Regions from separate parts of the Homo sapiens genome. Here all the other regions are linked to region 4. The links are chromatin contacts, found by Hi-C or POLR2A ChIA-PET in ENCODE. All regions are on one chromosome and are shown on one strand. Each heading gives the region's core, a stretch centred on a gene start or an enhancer-like site at or near the end of the contact. The rest is flanking DNA. Distances are from core to core; before and after follow the strand shown. Region 1 overlaps LOC105377999 (a long non-coding RNA gene). Region 2 has its middle 200 kb from the start of SMLR1. Region 3 has its middle 150 kb from the start of TMEM200A. Region 4 has its middle 38 kb from the start of SAMD3. Region 5 has its middle 57 kb from the start of ARHGAP18.

Region 1 (2,700 bases), core at 164-2,663, 380 kb after region 4:
TGAAGCAAATTTCATCATGAGAATAAGTCATTGCTGCCAGTGAAGATACTGAGCTAAATAGTGCTCAAATAGATTCAATAAAAACATTAATCCCAAGGTTTCCTAGATTAGATGAATTGAAGGATCTCATGTAATACATTTCTATTGCACTTATAAGGAGTGTTATACTATTGGCAGCTAAGATTTAGTGGGTACCTACCATATGTCAGGCAAAAACTGTATTACTGAGTTCTCATATGAACTCTCAGAGGTAGTTGCTATAATTATTCATGTTTTGAAGATGAAGGGACTGATACATACAGATAAGTTAAGCAAATCTCCCAAAGTTATGTGATTATTAAGTGGTAAGTAGCTGGGATTTGAATCTATAATCAGGCTCCAGAGTCAAATATCTTAACCACCACATCAACTCAACTGGGTCATATCTATATTTTAATAGTAGGATTTGCTTATCATCAAGATAAGTCATTATATGACAAATGAAGTAACTGCAGATCAGAAAGTTTAAAGAAATGATCCCAAGTCATTCAGTTAGTAGGAAAGCCAAGAATGAATCCTGGTTTCCCTGTCCAATGTGCCCCTCCAAACTGCTGCCTCCCAGTTATATAATATGTTAAGAAAACCAGAAAGCAAATTTAGAAATAGAGTCTGTGGCAAAATGACCACAGAATAATGAAACATGACCAAAGCGATTTAATCATTTCGATTTACATAGCCTGTCTAGGTGCCCCCTCCCAACTCCCACTCAAAGTTTTCTATTCATCATGGCATTTTAAGAAGCCTCAATAAATTGATCTGACTGAATTTCTTAGACATATATAATTCAGCCAGTGTCCTGAGTTATGGCCATGAAGATGACACAGTTTTAGCTCATTTGTAAATGATGTTATTTAAAGCATGTTATTGTTTGGATTGTAGATTAAGAAGGTAGGAGCTTTCTGAGCTATTCATCTGACATCTTTTATTAATTTTAAATTAACCTAGAAATTAAACTGAATTACTTTTTGAGGATGAAAAATTGGTTTGGTAATTATTAGCTTGCATTTTATTCTTAGGTCATGCCTTGAGTTGCTTATATAACCTTCAGAAAGTCAATAAATCTCTCCAGTGATCCACGGAGGGGAAGGAAGAGTAGTGTGGTTAGGTGGCCCGCCTGAGAGCCACAGTGGGGCAGGGGAGCCCCCACACCCCAGCCAAGGGAGGCTGTTGGTGCCCCTCGAGGTCAGAGATCCCAGAAGAAAAAGCAGGCACCCATCTTTGCCGCTCTCCAGCCTCCTTGAGTGACATATCCAGGCACCAGAGTGAACCAGATGAATAGGGCCTGAAGTGAACCCCCAGCAAACCGCAGCAGCCCTACAGAAGAGGAACTGAACGTTGAAGGAAAAACAAACAGAAAGCAACAACAACGGCAACATCAACAACAAAAAGTCCCCACAAAAACCCCATCCAAAGATCAGCAGCTTCAAAGATTGAAACTAGACAAAATCAAGAAGATTAGAAAGAATCAACAAAAAAACACTGAAAACCCAAAAGGTCAGAGTGCCTCTTCTCCTACAAATGATCACGATGACTCTCCAGCAACGGTGCAGAACTGGCCAGAGGATGAGATGGACGAATTGACAGAAGTAGACTTCAGAAGATGGGTAATAAAAAACTCCACTGAGCAAAAGGAGCATATTCTAACCCAATGCAAAGAAGTTAAGAACCTTGATAAAACATTAGAGTAGCTGCTAACTAGAATAACCAGTTTAGAGAGGAATATGAATGACCTGATGGAGCTGAAAAACACAGCATGAGAACTTCATGAAGCATACACAAGTATCAATAGCCAAATCGACCAAGTGGAAGAAAAGATATCAAAGTTTGAAGACCATCTTGCTGAAATAAGGCATGCAGACAAGATTAGAGAAAAAATAATGAAAAGGAATGAACAAAGCCTCCGAGAAATATGGGACTATGTAAAAAGACTGAACCTACAATTGACTGGAGTACCTGAAGGACACTGGGAGAATGGAAAAAGGCTGGAAAACACACTTCAGGACATTATCCAGGAGAAATTCCCCAACCTAGCAAACAGGCCAATGTGCAAATTCAGGAAATACAGAGAACACCTCTAAGATACTCCCAGAGAAGATTAACCACAAGACACATAATCATCAGATTCTCCAAGGTCAAAATGAAGGGAAAAAATGTTAAAGGCTGCCAGAGAGAAAGGCCAGGTCACCTACAAAGGGAAGCCCATCAGACTAACAGCGGACTTTGCAGCAGAAACTCTACAAACCAGAAGAGATTGAGGGCCAATATTCAACATTCTTAAAGAAAAGAATTTTCAACCCAGAATTCCATATCCAGTCAAAACTAAGCTTCATAAGTGAAGGAGAAATAAAATCCTTTCCAGGAAAGCAAATGCTGAGGGATTTTCTCACCGTCAGGCCTGCCTTGCAAGAGCAAACTGGAAAGGAAAAACTGGTACCTGTCACTGCAAAACAACCCAAAATATAAAGTCCAATGACACCATAAAGAAACTGCATCAACTAATGTGCAAAATAACCAGATAGCATCATGATGACAAGCAAGCTGGATAAAGAGTCAAGACCCATCAGTGGGCTGTATTCAGGAGACCCATTTCATGTAGAAAGACACACATAGGCTCAAAATAAAGGCATGGAGGAAAACTTACCAAGCAAATGGAAAGCAAAA
Region 2 (2,700 bases), core at 82-2,581, 370 kb before region 4:
GTCAATTTATTAAAAGAAAGATAACACCTTGTCAGTTTAATTGATAGGTTGAACACTTTTTTCTTAAATGTACTTGCTACTTATATTTCCTTACCTGTGAATTTCTTGCTCATGTCTTTTGTATAATGATATTTTGGTGGTCATTTATCAATTTAAATTAAGAATGCAACCCTTTGCAATATTCATCATAAATATTTACTCAGTTTTATATGTTTCTTAATTTTTGAATGACACTTTTTAGATACATATATTTTACATTTTTAGGAAAGCAAATACAGTGATTATTTTCCTTTCTGATACCTTCCAATGCTTTCAAGTTTAGAGAGTCCTCCTGATCGAGAGATCAGATCTTCGTCTTTTAAAAAATTAAGTTAAATTAGAATTTACACAGAACTGTTCACTCTCCCATAACTTAATTTGGAATGTGTTTTTAAATAAGATTTGGAAACTTAAATAAAGTCTTTGAGCTTAAGTAAAAAATAATATGTAATGATAAATTTCTGATAGCGCTTGATGATTCTGATCAAATGATCAAATTCATCTAGCCAAATTTGCATTGTCTATTTTAGACTTTAAGGACCAAATTATGTCCATATTCTATAGATCTTTAGAAGTAGAATGAGTTTTGAAGAAAAGTAACTGCGAGGGCAGTTATTAGGTGCTCTGTCTGAGTCCCGTTTCTAAGCTTGTTTGCAGCTATTGCACTTGATTTTAGAGTGAAGCTCTGTAGTTATTATTGGGCAAGCTGAACTAACGCAGTGGTGAGTCAATGGTCACTGTTCTTGCAGACATGAAATGAAGCTTAATTTTCTGAAGAAGCCACTGTCACTGATGTGAAATGGCATTCTAGTGACATTTTCTTCTCAGAAGTTAGTGCTGCTGCCTGTGTTCTGAAATTTAATCTGAGGCCCAGTGGGCAAGTGCTCCGACAGGAGTTAAGAATAATGAGTCATCCCAAGTGCCAACATCTGTTTCAAGTTGGAAATTGATGCACTGTTATTTAAAAACAGGGCTTCTGGCTTTTCACAAATGAACAATTAGCATCTCACTGCTTTAAGAATTTGAAAAATGTTTTTATTTTGCCATCTTATAACTGACTATATAGTGGTGAAATTCTCAAAATTATTTTGAATTTGTGGGAAGAACATTAACGTTATTTGCTTTCTGAATCATTTTTCCCTGGAAATTGAAATTAATTTAAAGGAAATTGTATAGGTCCAGGCACATTTTCAATGAGTGTCACTGAAGATGACAGTTTTATGTGACTAAATTTATGACTCTATGACTCAGACCAGGAGTTGTTTCTTTGGTTGGTAAGGCTAAGTCCCAACCTCAGACCCTCTGGGGCCGAGGTTATAGAATGACTATTGTACAGATGGAACAAGAGTGGGAAATAGTCCCAGGCAGGGAATGGCATCTCCATTTCATGATGAACTTCCTGTCACATTTTATTTCCCAGGTAAGTGGCAGTAATCATAACACTTTAATGAAGAAAATAAACCTTAGGCATGGAAAGATTCCAAATATTTGTATAAAAAGTGAAATGTCTACTTAATTACCCAACCACTTTTAAATAGTCAGGTTTGAGGTATTATGCAGATGAAATGTTTGAATTAATCTCTTTGTTTTTATGTGCCTGTAGTCTTAACATGGCAGATTAATAAATATTTTTATTGATTCTATTCTTGATTGACAACTTATTATTTTCATAAATATGGATTAACTGTGAGAAAACCGAACTACTGATAACTTCAGATAATGAGTTCTGTTTATTATCTTCAGCACTCCCTATCACTCACTTTACCTATTCCACTGTAAATATCTTAAGAATATTCTCAGGGGCCGGTCACGGTGGCTCACACCTGAAATCCCAGCACTTTGGGAGGCCAAGGCAGGTGAATTGCTTGAGCCCAGGAGTTTGAGACAAGCCTGGGCAACATAGTGAAAACCCACCTCTGTGAAAAATACAAAAATTAACAGAGTGTGGTGGTGCACACCTGTAGTCCCAGCTACTTGGCAGGCTGACTTGGGAGGATTGCTTGAGCCTGGGAGGTGGAGGTTGCAGTAAGCTGAGTGACAGAGCAAGACCCCATATCAAAAAAAAAAAAAAAAAAAAAAAAAAAGAATATTCTTAGAAATCTAGTTTGTAGAGAGAAAAATTCTAAAGCTCCAAAATAATTATCAACTTCGCTATCTAACTTCAATTACTGTAAAATCTATTTTATTAATTACTGGTTAAATTTGCTCTAAATTATTCTAAACAAAGGATTTCAATACTAGCAGCTGTGAATTAAGCTTCAGGATCTAGAATTCATTTCAAGATGTGTATATGCTTGTTTGTGCACATTGTACCTTTTTCCTTTCACTCATTTACAGGTATTAAATTCCCTAAGGATGTTCCAGAGAAGTTTCCATTATTCTTTCAGCAGTTAGAGAACTGCTTCCAGCTGAGCACCAGCTTATCCCACCAGCAGGAAAAAGTTTGTTCTTCCTATTATTCTAGCCGTTCACTCATCAATCTTGCTTTAGCAACTTGTTGGGCATGAAAAATTGGTTAGATGAAAGTATTCTCTTGCTTTTGGTATATTTGTTGTCTTACAGGCAGCAATAACAATGACAACAATAAACAGAAAACTAGAGAATTTTGAATATATGCTCTCTCAGGAAAAGTCTGAAAGAAAAAACAGTTATTTTTGGTGT
Region 3 (2,700 bases), core at 27-2,526, 260 kb before region 4:
TGCTCTTCTCTGAGGTCATCTGTCTGTAAGAGCTAGCAGTCCTTGCTAGTACCATCCTCCAAATGATTTTCTAGGTGCAGAGTTAAGAAAAATATCTTTTTCAGGGATGTGACTGCTTGCTTTTTGGCTGTGAGAAAATGTCTTTTCTGGGACACAGTGTAGCCAGGAGCAGAAAGGCAGGCACTCCTCAGCACTGGCTGTCCCCTGTCCCCTGGTGAGTCTGAGCCATCTCTTGGGTGGCCAGATCTATACTGTGTAGAGCAATTGTGCATGTCCTTCCAAACTGTTAAATAAGTCAAGTAAAAATAGATGTGTGGCAGCATTCTTCTATCCGACAAAACCCTCTCTGTGTCACATCACCTAGCAGCACACATTTATTGAGTACTTTGAAGGGGGATTGGGAAGCTGACAGGAAACAGGTGGTCTCTACCCATGCTGTGCCAGCTGGGCTGCTCAGGCACAGGACCAGAGAAAACTCACTGGACTTGAGCCTGGGTTTGGATCCTTCGAAGATGATGCTGCCAAGTTTCCAAAGGCAAAAGGTTAAGGGCAGTGTTGCTAGAGTTGCTGAAGCTGGAATCTAGGTCAGTACTGAGTGTAGGAGGAGGGCGTAAGTCCCAGTATTTCCAAGAGTGGGGTCTTATAGGTGGATGCACAGGAGGAGGTTAGGTTGGCAAGGTAGGAGACAGCATGAGTAAAGAGATGCAGATATTCTCTCAGTAAAATGAGTATTACGGGGTACAGAGGTACTTGTGGCCATCAGATCATAGAAGACTTGAGTGTCAGGTTAAGAAATTACTTCGTCTGCTAATTCATCATATCAGAACATAAGTATCAATACAATTTCCTTACAGTTCCTTTGAAAATATTACTGGTCATGCATTGTTACTCAGTGGATTAGGAGAAGGGAGAGTCCTCCCAAATAAAACCATCCTACCTGCTGGCACCCTCACAACCACTTTTTCCAGCAGAACAGGCCGGATATCCTAGGTTTTCCATTTGATGATGAGTCATGATAATTGCCTCAGATGAATTTAATGTGTCACAAATACCTGGCATAGACTCATTTCTATTTCTACTGAGAATTTGTTTTTTCTGAACCTTCAAATGTACCAGCTCATTTGTCTGATTTTGGTTTGCAGGGGGATGCTGGTTTAACAAATTGCCTCATTAGTGGTTCTATAATGGGAACACTTACTAATGCTGCTGGTTTCTTCCAGGTGCTGAGACACCTTGCGTTGTCACAGCACTGATGTGAGTCAGATACTAACAATGGTGTCCTTTGTTTTTATGAGAGATGAAACTGAAACACTTCTCATGATGTCGCTAGGTAACAGAATATATCTGCAATTTTCACTCTATAGGCAGACTCTCTCTTTCTTCCTATTTGTACTCATAGATTTTAGTTATCCATGGAGAAAACAGCACTAGGCATAGATTCTGGACTCGAGGGGCCTTGTGTCTACCACACAATAAATGTAGATCTTTGGTAAGTCGACTTTGCTGATTTCTGCCCCAGTTATATTATTGGTAAAGTGAAGAATTTGAAAAGAATTTAAGGTGGAGTTTCCCTTCATTATTCACTCAGCAAACATTTATTAAGTGCCTACTATGTATCAGGAACAGGGCTAATTCCTGGGAGTATAAAGCAGAGAAAATGACAGTCCTTGCCCTCAACATGCCTCCTGTCTAGTAGAAGGATCCCACACATGCTACAGAGAACAGTTAGTGAAATTATGGAATAAAGCTCAGGGAACTATGTGAATGTAAAATGAATGCACCAAAAATTGAGGATACTTTCTGTATTAATCTGTTCTCACACTGCTATAATGAACTACCTGAGACAGGGTAATTTATCAAGAAAGAGGTTTAATTGACTCACAGTTCTTCAGGCTGTACAGGAAGCATTGTTGAGGAGGCCTCAGGAAACTTACAATCATGGTGGAAGGGTAAAGGGGAAGCAAGTACCTTCTTCACGTGGCGGCAGGAGAGAAAGAAAGTGTAGGGGGAAGTGTCACATATTTTTAAAACATCAGAGTACGTGAGAACTCACTATCATGAGAACAGCATGGGGGAAATCCACCCGCATGATCCAATAACCTCCCACCACATCTTGCCCCCAGCATTGGAAATTACAATTCAACATGAGATTTGGGTGGGGACACAGAGCCAAACCATAACACTTTCTCACTGTATGAACATTGATGGCAAGTTTGAGTTCAGACTGCTAGACTGGCTTCTCTATTAGAACATTCACAACTCAACACCATTGCCATGAAATAAAAACAAGGATGTTGGATATGTTAAAAGGAATAAAAATCATTAAAAATTGCACAAAGTTAAAAAAAAAAAAAGCCCAACAGCTTTTTAATTCACACAGGAAGCAACACCTAGTGGTCAAGACTTCATCCTTTCAAGAAGTCACCTGGGATTAAATCCTAGCTCTGCTTTATTAACTTGATTATTTATGCAAGTTCATCTGTACCTTATTTTCTTACCTATAAAATGAAGAAGACAACCTATCTCACAGGTTTGTTGGAAGTAACAAGTGAGACAATAAAGGTTAGGTGTTTTATAGGCAATTTATAGACCTCATTTATTTTTTAATTTATAAGATTTCAACACCTTTTTGTAGGCCCTCAAAGTAGGACAAAATGGCTTTTATTTATTTATTTATTTTTGAGACAGAGTTTCATTCTG
Region 4 (2,700 bases), core at 178-2,677:
GATTTAGGATAGCTCTGAACTGAACTAGTGAGGTGTGCTCACAATGAGGTTTCCTCTAAAAGTTTTTTTTTTTCTTACTTTTTTTCTGTTAGCAAAGCAGTTGCCACTACAAATTGAATGCATTTGGGCCATCCACAGGTTACTGGGTCAAGGATTTTTGATAGGAAGGCCTCAGTGCTTTCGAGATATGCCCTTGTTTACACTGACAACAAAGTGGTATTGGAGTGTTATAGGCTTACGAAGAATACCTTCAATTATCAATTACAGGTTTTAAATTTACCTTGGCTTTTAAAGGAATAGGGTACACCATTTTTTTTTTCTTAACTACTTGTATATATCTCTCTTTGACTTTGTCTTTCTCTCTTTGACTTTCCTTTTGGCTCTGTCTCTTCCTCTCTTTCTCTGCCTCTCTCTTTCTCCTCTCTGTCTCTCTCTCTGTCTCTCTCTGCCTGGCTTATAATGCAGTTCTTTGAACCACTGTGGAGAGATCTAAAACCAGCTGTAACCAAGTGTCTATGTATGGGAACTGGTCTGGATGCCCGGGATTTACAGGTTACCTTGTGCCATACCTTTGAAACAAGGGACCTGTCCAGGCTTCCTTCTGATGGCCAACCCACCTCTAATGCTGGCTGGTCTATTTTACACAAAGTTTTAAGTTTTCCTGGTGTCATAGTACTACATAGTCTCCTTTAAATCCTTTTTGAAATTTTTCAACATAGTTCCTAGTAGGGTGAGCTTATTTGTGCCTGACCCATGCTTCTTCGAGACAAAACACCACGCTCACACCACACACACACCACAAAACAAAGAATGGGTAAAAAGGGCACACACACACTTTTGCAGTTTACACCAAATCAAAATCAAAACCAAAATCAGAGTATCCAGAAATCAAAACCAAAGTATCAAGCAATCCAAGTCAAGTCAAAAACAAAAACCAAAGTGCTGGTACAGGCACACCGTGGGTGATCAGGCCATGCTTCCACTCAAATGGAGTAGGCAAGTTCCCAAGACCGGTCCTGTCAAGCAATTCAAACCAAGTCAAAACCAAAACCAAAGTGCCGATAAAGGCACGCCGTGGGTGATCAGGCCACGCTTCCACTCAAATGGAGTAGGCAAGTTCCCAAGACCGGTCCTGTCAAGCAATTCAAACCAAGTCAAAACCAAAACCAAAACCAAAGTGCTGATAAAGGCACGCCGTGGGTGATCAGGCCACGCTTCCACTCAAATGGAGTAGGCAAGTTCCCAACACCGGTCCTGTCAAGCAATTCAAACCAAGTCAAAACCAAAACCAAAACCAAAGTGCCAATAAAGGCATGCTGTGGGTGATCAGGCCACACTTCCACTCAAATGGAGTGGGCAAGTTCCCAAGACCAGTCCTGTCAAGCAATTCAAACCGAGTCAAAACCAAAACCAAAACCAAACCAAAGTGCCGATAAAGGTACACCGTGGGTCATCAGACCACACTTCCACTCAAACAGAGTAGGCAAGTTCCAAAGACTAGTCTTACCAAGTTTCAGATGTCCAGACTCCAAGTACCAGTTCCTTCCCGGTGTTCAGCCACTGCGTTGATCCTCCACAGGGGGCTGCCACACACTGCTCTGGTGAGGCGTCTCACTGGGCAAATGCCTACCCGGGAGTGCTCTCAGGATCCGCATGGCTTGGGCTGGTTGGAGTCCCCTGCAGGGATGTTCCACAGGGCAGGCTTAAGTCACCTAAGGAGCTGCCTCGACCATTCGCCAATCACCTTGCTTCCCGGTCAGGGAACCAAGAAATGTAGCAGGGCCAGCTGCAGACAAAACTCCTCAGACACTGAGTTAAAGAAGGAAGGGGTTTATTCAGCCGGGAGCATTGGCAAGACTCCTGTCTCAAGAGCCAAGCTCCCCAAGTGAGCAATTCTTGTCCCTTTTAAGGGCTCACAACTCTATGGGGGTCCGTGAGAGAGGGTCGTGATCAACTGAGCAAGCAAGAGGTACGTGACAGGGGCTGCATGCACTGGTGGTCAGAGTGAAACAGAACAGACCAGGAAGTTTCACAATGTCTTTCTATACAATGTCTGGAATCTATAGATAACATCAGTTGCTAGGTCTGGGGTTGAATTTTAACCACCAGGCTTAGGTCAGGCAGGCCCAGGCCTGGTTTCAGGTCTGGTTCCTTGGTTTTGGGTCTGGTTCCTAGGCACCGGGCTACCTGCCTTTAGTTTCACTTCTCTTTCCTTTTCTGAGTATAAAACAATATGAGAGGGTCTGTCTCTATTCTCTCACTATATGTAGTCCATTGTTGAACAAAACATTATTATGCAGTATGTGACTGTATCTATGATATAGAAAGGACTCTAAGAACTCAATAGTTCAAAAGACTAATTAGAAAATGGCCAAAAAACTGAAGAATCCTTGTGATGATGTACTTATTCTTATCTTGACTGTGGTAGATACCTGAAACACGTGATAAAATTGCAGAGAACTAAATGCAGCACACAAATGAGCACAAGTAAAACAAAAAAAAATTGAACAATTTCAGTGGATTAAGTTAATGTCAATATCTTGTTTTTAGCATTGTACTAAAGTTTTGTGAGATGTTATCACTAGAGGAATCTGGGTAAAGGATAGGCAGGCTCTCTCTGTGTTACTTCCTATAACTTTGCACATGAGTGCACAGTTATCTCAAAATAAAAAGTTTTGTTAAAAAAAATACATTGAGTCC
Region 5 (2,700 bases), core at 159-2,658, 490 kb after region 4:
ACTTGTCTCAGCTGTGTTTGTGCCACTGCACTCCAGCCTGGGCAACGGAGCAAGGCCCTATCTCAAAAAAAACAAATAAAAGAGCCACAGGATGGGGCAGAGAAAAAGGGAAGAAAGAGAGGACTTTCCTGCCCCAAGGAACTGGATTCATGGGCCAGGCCAGACACCTGCTAGGGATTCAATACCTGACTTCCCCTCACCTGTGTCCTGTGTGGGCTCTCACAGGCCCAGCTTTCAGCTGTGAAAGCCTCTCAGATTAACCCTCCACATACTTGGCAGAGATGACTGGCTAAAAGTTTTTCAAAATGAAATAATTTTGTTATCTGCAAACCATGGAGAGTTAATGTTGCTGGTTTCAGTAGTAGCTGAGACGGCGTGCTCTGAATGAGGCTCAACTTGGAAAGTAGCATTTTAGGGGGCCGAAAAAAGAAGAAAAGGAGGCATAAGAAAAATAATAAAATGTAAATAGCACCTAAAAGCCATTTGCTTACGTATTGCACACCTAATGTATAGTGTATTTCTATCTTCAAATAATTGACCAGCCCAAAATAGCTGAGAAGGTCAAGAGTTAGTATAGGGGTCCATAGCAAATTCAAGAACTTCAGCTTTCCTGTAAGCGCCACTAACAGATGATCTAACCCATCAGTTCACCAATTCATCGTCACGGGAACATTTATGGAGTACTGGCCGTCCACCAAGCCCCCAAGAAAAGATTTATGTTTACAGTCATGAATCAGCCAGGCATTCTTTGCTTGCATTTTGCTTACCATCTGGAAGACTTAAATTTTAAGATGTATGTTATAATATAGGTTAACATTTCCATTTCAAAACTAGCACAATTACTTTATAAAATATTTAAGAAAGTTGTTGTCTAGTAGGAGGCAGATTATGATGGTACAGAGATAATTAATTTGTGGCACATTGCCTAGATCTTCAAACACAAGGCAATTCTGTACTTAATCCTCGAGGAACAGTGATCTGTTAGGATTAAACCCTTTCGCAGTTTACACCACAAGCTTGATCCCGGAGGCAACTTAATTGGGCAGGGAGAAAGCTAAAGACTAAAAGCTGCTGGTAGGTTTCAAACATCTCTATCATCCTATCAATAAAAAATTTCCTAAGTGCAGAGCAGTGTATCCTTACTCTGTTTTTTAAATTTTATTTTTGCGGTGGGGAAGGGGCGCGGGGATACGGAAGAGATCATTTCCAAATTTAAGGTATTTCCTTCACCGAATCGCACCCTCGTGCCCACTCCTTCATTCTCCCTTTCTCAAATCAACAGAAGTCAACAGTTAAGGGGCTCTGATAACAGCAGCTGGGAAGAAGCCGAGCATGCTCAGTAGCTGGGGCCGCTTTCTGAGCACATAGCAAGCTTTGGTTTGCACCAACACCGGCTAGCACTTGTCTCGAGATGCTGCCGGGCTCGTGCACAGCTGATGCCTGTTCCTGGAAAGCTGATCTCTACCCAATAACATGCGGCTTTCGCACGGTCAGCTGCAGCGGCGCAGCAGCGGGGGTCCGAGGAGCCCGTGGGCTGCAGCCGCTCTGCCGGCTCAGCGCTCGCACGGGTATCCCCCTCCTCGTGGCCACGCTTCAGCCCGGTCCTTCCGGCAGCTGCTGGATGAATAAGCCGAAATGACAGGATTGTGGTTAGCCGTGAAGAGCGCGTAGATGCCACAAAGTAGGTGTGTCACGGAAGAAAGTGCTTAGGGAAGATTCTTGCAGGAGATCTAATTATCGCTTTTCGTCACTTCTTGGGACCCTGGCGTTCCCTGCTCTCCACTTGCGGAAGATGGTTATAGTAGTGACAGAGCTGGCACAATGCTTTCACCTCCGGTAAGGAGAGCATCTTTGCATGCTTTTCTCTTTGCAACGCATATCAGCTTTGAAATATACAGCTGGGAAAGGTCTTTAAACTAGCCTTGCCCTCACTCTACTAGTTTGTTCTTAAGGAAGACTGGGGAAGAGGACTTTTTGTGTGATTTTTAAAAAATCTTTTCAGGTTGGGGTTAAAGACAAGCATTAGTGTTCTTACTAACCTGTCTGTCTTGCCTCTAAAATTTACTTGGTAGAATTTTGCCTTGAGCCTAACATTTAAGTCTCCATTTGCAAGATGAGGTTAGGGGTACTTTCTTTTCTCTTTTAAAAAATAATTCCTGGGATATTCTTGTAAAAGGTACATTATGCTTGTAGGTAAACTGATAATCATAATAGCCTTTTCGAGATGATTGTGATTTCAGTTACAGCCAAGAGAGAAAAACTAATCTTGACATTCACATCAACCTTGGTCAGCGTTGAACTTACACTGAGTAGAGGAAATAGTCGCACTATGATTATCTGGTTATTTGTTAAGAAAAAACAACACAACCCCAAACGTGTTCAGGGTTTACTCTTGGAATAAATAGGAGACACAAGTTTAAACAAAAATTTAAAATTAGTACTCGTCATTTTTGGGTGCTGAAAAGGATGGCTTCTCCAATCAGGCATTGGTTTAAAAGTAAAGAAACATTTTCAAAGTGTAGTTTTGTGTTTGCAAAATAACATTTTTGATAGAAATTGTGGAAAGTCAACATCTTCATATGGCTCCTCATATAAAAGAAAAAAAGCAAAAGAGGGGTCTGTAGGAACTGAAGCCAAGAGCAGCTGCATAAACATATCTAACTCTGTGCCACCAAAGAAAACCTGTCCAAAATGTCATGT

What was found. Hi-C counts contacts between places; a loop is a spot of excess contacts on that map. ChIA-PET counts read pairs that join two places held with the same protein, here RNA polymerase II (POLR2A). Pooled maps may share reads with other maps.
Region 1: a loop to region 4 is called in a pooled map, with 6 times the contacts of the local background. The contact joins two enhancer-like sites. A Hi-C loop is called at or near these places in 17 of 37 single-sample maps with no recorded cell type and 5 of 50 pooled maps.
Region 2: a loop to region 4 is called in a pooled map, with 4 times the contacts of the local background. The contact joins two enhancer-like sites. A Hi-C loop is called at or near these places in 2 of 37 single-sample maps with no recorded cell type and 3 of 50 pooled maps.
Region 3: a map with no recorded cell type shows a loop between it and region 4 (11-fold over the local background). The contact joins two enhancer-like sites. A Hi-C loop is called at or near these places in 8 of 37 single-sample maps with no recorded cell type and 6 of 50 pooled maps. POLR2A ChIA-PET finds 5 or more read pairs at or near these places in 1 of 52 experiments (activated T-cell).
Region 5: a pooled map shows a loop between it and region 4 (2.7-fold over the local background). The contact joins two enhancer-like sites. A Hi-C loop is called at or near these places in 2 of 37 single-sample maps with no recorded cell type and 1 of 50 pooled maps.

What each region holds. Positions count from the first base shown.
Region 1 is chr6:129,881,389-129,884,088 of GRCh38, reverse strand. All of the region lies in intron 3 of LOC105377999 (a long non-coding RNA gene), which reads right to left. Among named protein-coding and RNA genes, the nearest start is that of TMEM244, 21 kb to the right of the region's middle. RefSeq lists enhancers at 1,262-1,311, 1,362-1,591. Within about 2 kb of position 1,413, at least 2 of the 41 ENCODE cell types and tissues checked have a DNase peak (open chromatin) inside an H3K27ac peak, as active enhancers do.
Region 2 is chr6:130,624,627-130,627,326 of GRCh38, reverse strand. No RefSeq gene overlaps it. Among named protein-coding and RNA genes, the nearest start is that of SMLR1, 200 kb to the left of the region's middle. RefSeq lists a silencer at 849-1,143. Within about 2 kb of position 1,331, at least 2 of the 41 ENCODE cell types and tissues checked have a DNase peak (open chromatin) inside an H3K27ac peak, as active enhancers do.
Region 3 is chr6:130,516,092-130,518,791 of GRCh38, reverse strand. No RefSeq gene overlaps it. Among named protein-coding and RNA genes, the nearest start is that of TMEM200A, 150 kb to the right of the region's middle. RefSeq lists an enhancer at 430-1,629. Within about 2 kb of position 1,276, at least 5 of the 41 ENCODE cell types and tissues checked have a DNase peak (open chromatin) inside an H3K27ac peak, as active enhancers do.
Region 4 is chr6:130,259,683-130,262,382 of GRCh38, reverse strand. It overlaps a transcript of SAMD3 not described here. Among named protein-coding and RNA genes, the nearest start is that of SAMD3, 38 kb to the right of the region's middle. RefSeq lists enhancers at 1,541-1,660, 1,881-2,020. Within about 2 kb of position 1,427, at least 5 of the 41 ENCODE cell types and tissues checked have a DNase peak (open chromatin) inside an H3K27ac peak, as active enhancers do.
Region 5 is chr6:129,766,264-129,768,963 of GRCh38, reverse strand. No RefSeq gene overlaps it. Among named protein-coding and RNA genes, the nearest start is that of ARHGAP18, 57 kb to the right of the region's middle. RefSeq lists an enhancer at 110-279. Within about 2 kb of position 1,408, at least 2 of the 41 ENCODE cell types and tissues checked have a DNase peak (open chromatin) inside an H3K27ac peak, as active enhancers do.